Linked DNA regions of Mus musculus: region 2 is linked to region 1. The links are chromatin contacts, found by Hi-C or POLR2A ChIA-PET in ENCODE. All regions are on one chromosome and are shown on one strand. Each heading gives the region's core, a stretch centred on a gene start or an enhancer-like site at or near the end of the contact. The rest is flanking DNA. Distances are from core to core; before and after follow the strand shown.

Evidence for each region. Hi-C counts contacts between places; a loop is a spot of excess contacts on that map. ChIA-PET counts read pairs that join two places held with the same protein, here RNA polymerase II (POLR2A).
Region 2: a map of gastrocnemius shows a loop between it and region 1 (8-fold over the local background). The contact joins the promoter of Eif3i here to the promoter of Txlna in region 1. A Hi-C loop is called at or near these places in 2 of 37 maps with a recorded cell type or tissue (gastrocnemius and heart). POLR2A ChIA-PET finds 5 or more read pairs at or near these places in 4 of 5 experiments (Patski and embryonic stem cell).

What each region holds. Positions count from the first base shown.
Region 1 is chr4:129,639,760-129,642,465 of GRCm38, forward strand. It overlaps Txlna (taxilin alpha), which reads right to left and starts at 1,306. Exons shown (of 11, transcript NM_001199695.1): 1 at 1,212-1,306; 2 at 497-668. The coding sequence starts at 662.
Region 2 is chr4:129,599,335-129,602,040 of GRCm38, forward strand. It overlaps Eif3i (eukaryotic translation initiation factor 3, subunit I), which reads right to left and starts at 1,314. Exons shown (of 11, transcript NM_018799.2): 1 at 1,260-1,314; 2 at 1,075-1,167. The coding sequence starts at 1,262. It overlaps Tmem234 (transmembrane protein 234), which reads left to right and starts at 1,346. Exons shown (of 5, transcript NM_029748.3): 1 at 1,346-1,397; 2 at 1,649-1,800. The coding sequence starts at 1,382.

The DNA.
Region 1 (2,706 bases), core at 56-2,555:
GAGATCTGTCTGCCTCTGCCTCCTGAGTTCTGTGGACAATGGTGAGGGACACTAGGCCTGGCCTCAATTTAAGTTTTTTTAAACCCTAAGTTTGTTTAGTTATAAAACAAGTATTTCTAACACCCAAACATACTTGTTATAAAAGCCAACTGTGTAAAGCACCCCTGTGTGAGGAGCAGTTGGCATGTGGCAGACGCTGCACCTCATGAAGGACAATTACCCACCACTGGCAAGTGTTCTCTGGGAATATGACTTTGCTTACGGGGTGCTTCATTTGACTGTCTTCGTTTAAACCAGTCAGAGCATGCTCCCAAGGTTGCGCCCCACGGCTAAGAGTGGGAAGGTTCACCACCTCCCCAGGAAACAAAAGGATCACACAGAATGAGCATCGTTCATTCTATAGTTCCTTCTTCTTGGGTAAACACTGGCCTCAGAAGACAGACCAGTACCAGAAACTCCTCCCTCTGCCCACTGGAAAAGCAGAGCTGGCACACACCCTCGGTCTTCCCAGGAGCCTGGCTTGTGGAACCTTCGGCTTCCGCCCCAGGAGCTGTCTGTCTGGGTCGTCCATGGGCTCCCTCCGGTCCTGCTTCCCGTTGCCCCGGGCTGCCCTTCGAGTTGGAGTGTTTGGCAGGCCCATTCTTTTTGTCTTGGTTCTTCATTGTGATCTGCAAGGCCAGAAATGGGGCAGATCCTTTAAGGACCCAGTTGCTTTTTTTTTTCTAGACTTCAAAATTCTTCTTCACAACTAGATAAGAAATCCCCAAATCTGACGCTCGAAGCTTCAAACAGACCGGTCGGTCTTCGCCCGGGATTTCACGGTCCCATGGAAGGTTTCCGAGAAGCTGCCCCTGAGTGAGTGAGGGAAGGAAGAGGCCTCCTTTCTCCCGAATGCCACTTCTCGGCACCACACGGCTCCCTCTCGGCAGCCGGAGCGCGGGATTGGCTCAGAGCCGCAGACTGACGTGGCGGGATGCTCCAGTCCCGATCGGCTCCCCGCCCCACCAGGTCCCACGTGGGACCCCCGCGCGCGCGCGCGCACAGAAGCCACCCACACCCCACGCGCCCTCTAGACCTAGAGTACGCACGCGCAACACTGGGGCAGGCCGCCCTCCCCCCGACCCCCCGAATTAGTTGTTCCTCTACGGCCAACGCGTCCTGGGCCACAGACCCTCTGAAGAGCTCGTCCCACGTACAGCCCATAGACATACTTCACCACGGACGTCCGGCGGCGTCCTCCTCTCCGGCCGAGCACCGGAAACCTAGGTAACTGCTGCCAACAGGACCGCCCTCTCCTGCCGCAGCCAATCAACAGCAAACGCGGGCGCGGAGCTTGCTGGGAAAAAAGAAGTCAAGGCGGCTTTGGAGGCGGGAGTGGGAAAAACTACGAGCCCCTTCATGCCTCGCGGCGCCGCACAACTCCCGAGATGCAACCGAAAAGCATAGGAGCCAAATACCCTGAGGGTCCGAAATTATGTCATTGGTCGAGAGATTTTTGTCAGCCTCTTTTCTGGTACTGAAGCTATGATTGGCCTTAAACTTTGGCATTCTGGTCTTTTTTTTTTCTTTTTTTTTCATACACTCATTAGTCCTTTATAAACATGTATGACTTTCTATGATCTCTGAGAACTCGGAAGAGGGATAGAAAGGTAAACTAATTTGTTATGTGCCTGGCATTTTTTTCCCCTCTATTACAATAGAAGGTTTATAATAATTCAAACGTTTTTTCCTCGTATCCAGTAGCTTGATTCTCATAATTACTCGGATTAAGTACAAAATACTCAGTGATCTGTGAAATATACGATAGTACAGAAAAGCCTAGTTAAAATAAAACAAACTACTATTTGTTTGTTAGAGACAACATCTCGTTATATGTGGCTTTGGCAGGCCTGGAACTCCCTATGTAGATTAAATTGGCTTTGAACTCAAGAGTTTTGTCTGTCTTTGCCTCCCCATGGCTTGGACTAATGGCAAAGGCCACCAGGTAAAGGGTAAATAGTTTAAGGCTCCATCAATATTGTGTGGTTATAGCAGATTCAAAGCTGGAAGCCTGACACCAGCACCCATCCTTTAAAAATATTTCTTTGCCCCCTGAGTCAGGGTTTCTTTGTGTAGCCTAGTGTGTCCTAGAACGTAATCTTTGACTATGCTGGCTTCTAACTCAGAGCTGCCTACCAAAACCGGTTGGAACCATTCTCCGACACCACAGCTGTTCTCTGAGGCAATTTATGCCCCGCCTTCTAACCCCACCAGCTTGGCAATTACTCCCTCAGAAAGGGATTGAAGCCAGGGAGTTTGGCTTTAGGCAGGTTGGTAAACTCCCACCCTACCACCCCTGCCCCACTTTCTGCAAAGTATCAAGTGTTACTGCTTTAAAATGTTAGATTTTTCTCGTCTTTGTTCTTCATTATGATTTGCAGTGCCAGTGTAGGCTCAGAACATTAAAAAAAACCCCACAATTGTGATTTCAATTCTTTTGTTGTGTGGAGTTTGTTTTGTTTGATAAGGTCTTGCTTTATAGAGCTGGCTGGCGTGTAACTCTCTATGTAGATCAGGCTGTCCTAGAAACTCACGTGTTGAAATTACTGTTGGCTAAATGCTGCAGCCTCAAGAGGCTAGAGTCAGGCTGTGGGGTAGAGCATGTTGCAAATTGTGCTAATTGGACTTTGTTTTAGGGTTCTTAAATGATGTCTATTTTTCTGTAAT
Region 2 (2,706 bases), core at 64-2,563, 40 kb before region 1:
CCGGATGACAGTAAGGATGTATGGGCTCCACTGCTTTGTCACTAGCTCACTGTGTGATCTTAAATACAGAGCTCCCTTCCTTTAAATGGCTAGGAGAGCTGAAGAGAAGGCTCAGAGCTTAAAGAGCACTGGCTGCTCCTCCAGATGACTTGGGTTTGATTCCCAACACCCACATGATGGCTTACAACAATCTGTATCTGCAGTTCCAGGAGATTTGATATCCTCTTCTGGCCTTCACAGGCACCAGGCACTCACATGCTATGTAGACATACAATGCAGCAAAGCACCCATACACATAAAATAAACAAAATCATTACACACACATACATTAAAAAAAAAAAATGACTGGGAGGGGCTGTGTGTGGTAGCACACACTTGTATTCCCAAGACCAGGAGGCTGAGGCAGGAGGATGGAGAGGTGTGCTGGCCACCATGGACAGATACCCCACTCTTGTCAACAGCTTTCTTCAAAGGGCAGCTGTGAAGCTCCAATGAAACCATGTCTATGAAACTTAAAATAAGTGACTTACATGCATCGGGTACAGTGCAAAACGATTTACAGAAATGACCTCACTCTGCTGAGGGAGCTAATTAAAGTCTCCATGTTTTATTAAAAGGGAAAACTGTGGTTTATAGAAAAGGTAAATGTCATGTTCAAAGTCACACTGCTTAGTAGGAGCAGGAGTTAGGGCTCAGATCTCAAGCTCCGACTTAACTCTCCACTGTTAACTATCAGTTTATTGCCTCCAATGCAAATGCCTCAAAAGACAATCCCCAAAGGAAACAAAGTGGGATTGAACAGACCACTTGATTCTGTCCTGTCCTGTCCCTGGGCTCCCTTCCAGTCTCCTGATTCTCTTCTCCCTGGCTAGGTACCCTTCCCTTCCAGATTTCCCTGGCGGAATGCTGTCGCCAACCTACCGCGGTATGGGGTTGGTTTTCCCTACTTATCAGAAAAATTTCCCTCCCGCAGGCAGTAAACCTTGTCCACCCGCAGTCCGGGCGGCGCGAACTCGCCCCCTCCGGGCCCCCCGCCCCGGACCCCCGGCCGCCCGCCCTCACGCAGTCGCTCACAGGGTCTTTGGCCACGGTGAAGAGAAGGTCTCCTTCGCGGTTATACTTGATCTGCGTGATGGACCGCTCATGGCCCTGCAGCAGGATGGGTTTCTGTGGGGACAGAACCGGGGTGTCAGTGCCGGGAACCCCGTCCCATGCCTACTGAGGCCCCCCGACGGCAGCACGCCGCGCCTGGAACTCACCATCCTGGCGGTGACGCGAGGAGAGAGGCAATGTGAGTGGGACCGGAAAAAGACTAGGGACGACTTCCGGATGCGGGGGCTCCGCCCTCTCGCTCCCGGAAGTAGAAGGGCCTGGCGTTTTCATGGCGGCGTCCTGGGGTGGGTAGCCGGGCCCCCCACCTCCGCGGGCTCCGACTCTGGCTCGGGAGCTCTGTTCTCAGTCTCCTGGCATCCCCGAGCCTCAGGAATGCTGAGCCACGCACCCTGGTCTCACTTCGGCCGCCCTCTGGGCGGGTCCTCCCGACCGATCACAGCCCGGCGGGAAGAGGGAGGGAGGGAGATGGAGCCGGGCAGCAGGGTGCAGGAGGCCGGAGGAGGACCCGGGTGACTTTCTGACCCTTTGCTTTCAGGGCAGGTGCTTGCTCTGGTGCTGGTGGCCGCACTGTGGGGTGGCACGCAGCCGCTGCTGAAGCGAGCCTCCTCCGGCCTGGAGCAAGTGCGTGAGCGGACGTGGGCCTGGCAGCTGTTGCAGGAGATAAAGGCTCTCTTCGGGAATACTGAGGTGCGTCTAGCTCTCACGGACGAGCCCCTGAAAATTTCACCATAGGTCGGCCGTATTCCCAGCCCATCTCTTACTCACTAGAAGTTCCTGGAAGAGTCATTTATCCTCTGTGAGTCTGTTTCGTCAAAAAAATGGAAAATTTAATGATAACCCTTGTATAGGGCTGATATAAGAACTCAAGTAAGACACATAAAACACTTAGCATTGGGCCTAGTACAGGGTACATGTTCAATCAATGACTATTTTTGCTTATTGTTTGTTTTTGGAGACAGGGTTTCTCTGTGTATCCCTGGCTACCCTGAACTCACTAGCCTCGAATTCAGAGATCAGCCTGCATCTGACTCCTGAGTGCTGGGATTAAAGGCGCCACCACTGCCAGGCTCCAGGACTACTCTTAAGGTCATCATCACCAAGTTGAGCTTTCTTTCGGCTCAACTTGCCCTGGGGTAGAACATAAGGAAAGCTATCGAGAACTGCCCATGGCTGCCTATGTAAGCTAGCTAGATATGCCCTACTCTGAGGGTTAGGGGGAAGGAGAGAGGTACTATATTTATAGTACTGTGTGAATTCTGTACAGAGAGATGAAGCTGGAGGACATGGAGTGGGCTACTTAGAAGGGGTAACACTGTCACTCAAGGCCTTATACCAGCAGGGACGATGGGAACTGGCCATGACGAGGGAGAGGGCATTTAAGGCAATAGAGTACATTGAATGCGTTTCTCTGTTTGCTCTAAGGGGTCTTCAAACACATGAGCGGTCCCTGAGCATTTGTAACCATGCCAACCCCCGTGGGAAGGTGCAAGCCAGAACAGGGACTCTCGAACTGGGTAACAACTGGCAAGGGGTCTGACACCAGATATCCTGCATATCAGATACTTACGTGACAGTCCATAACTGTAGTAAAAT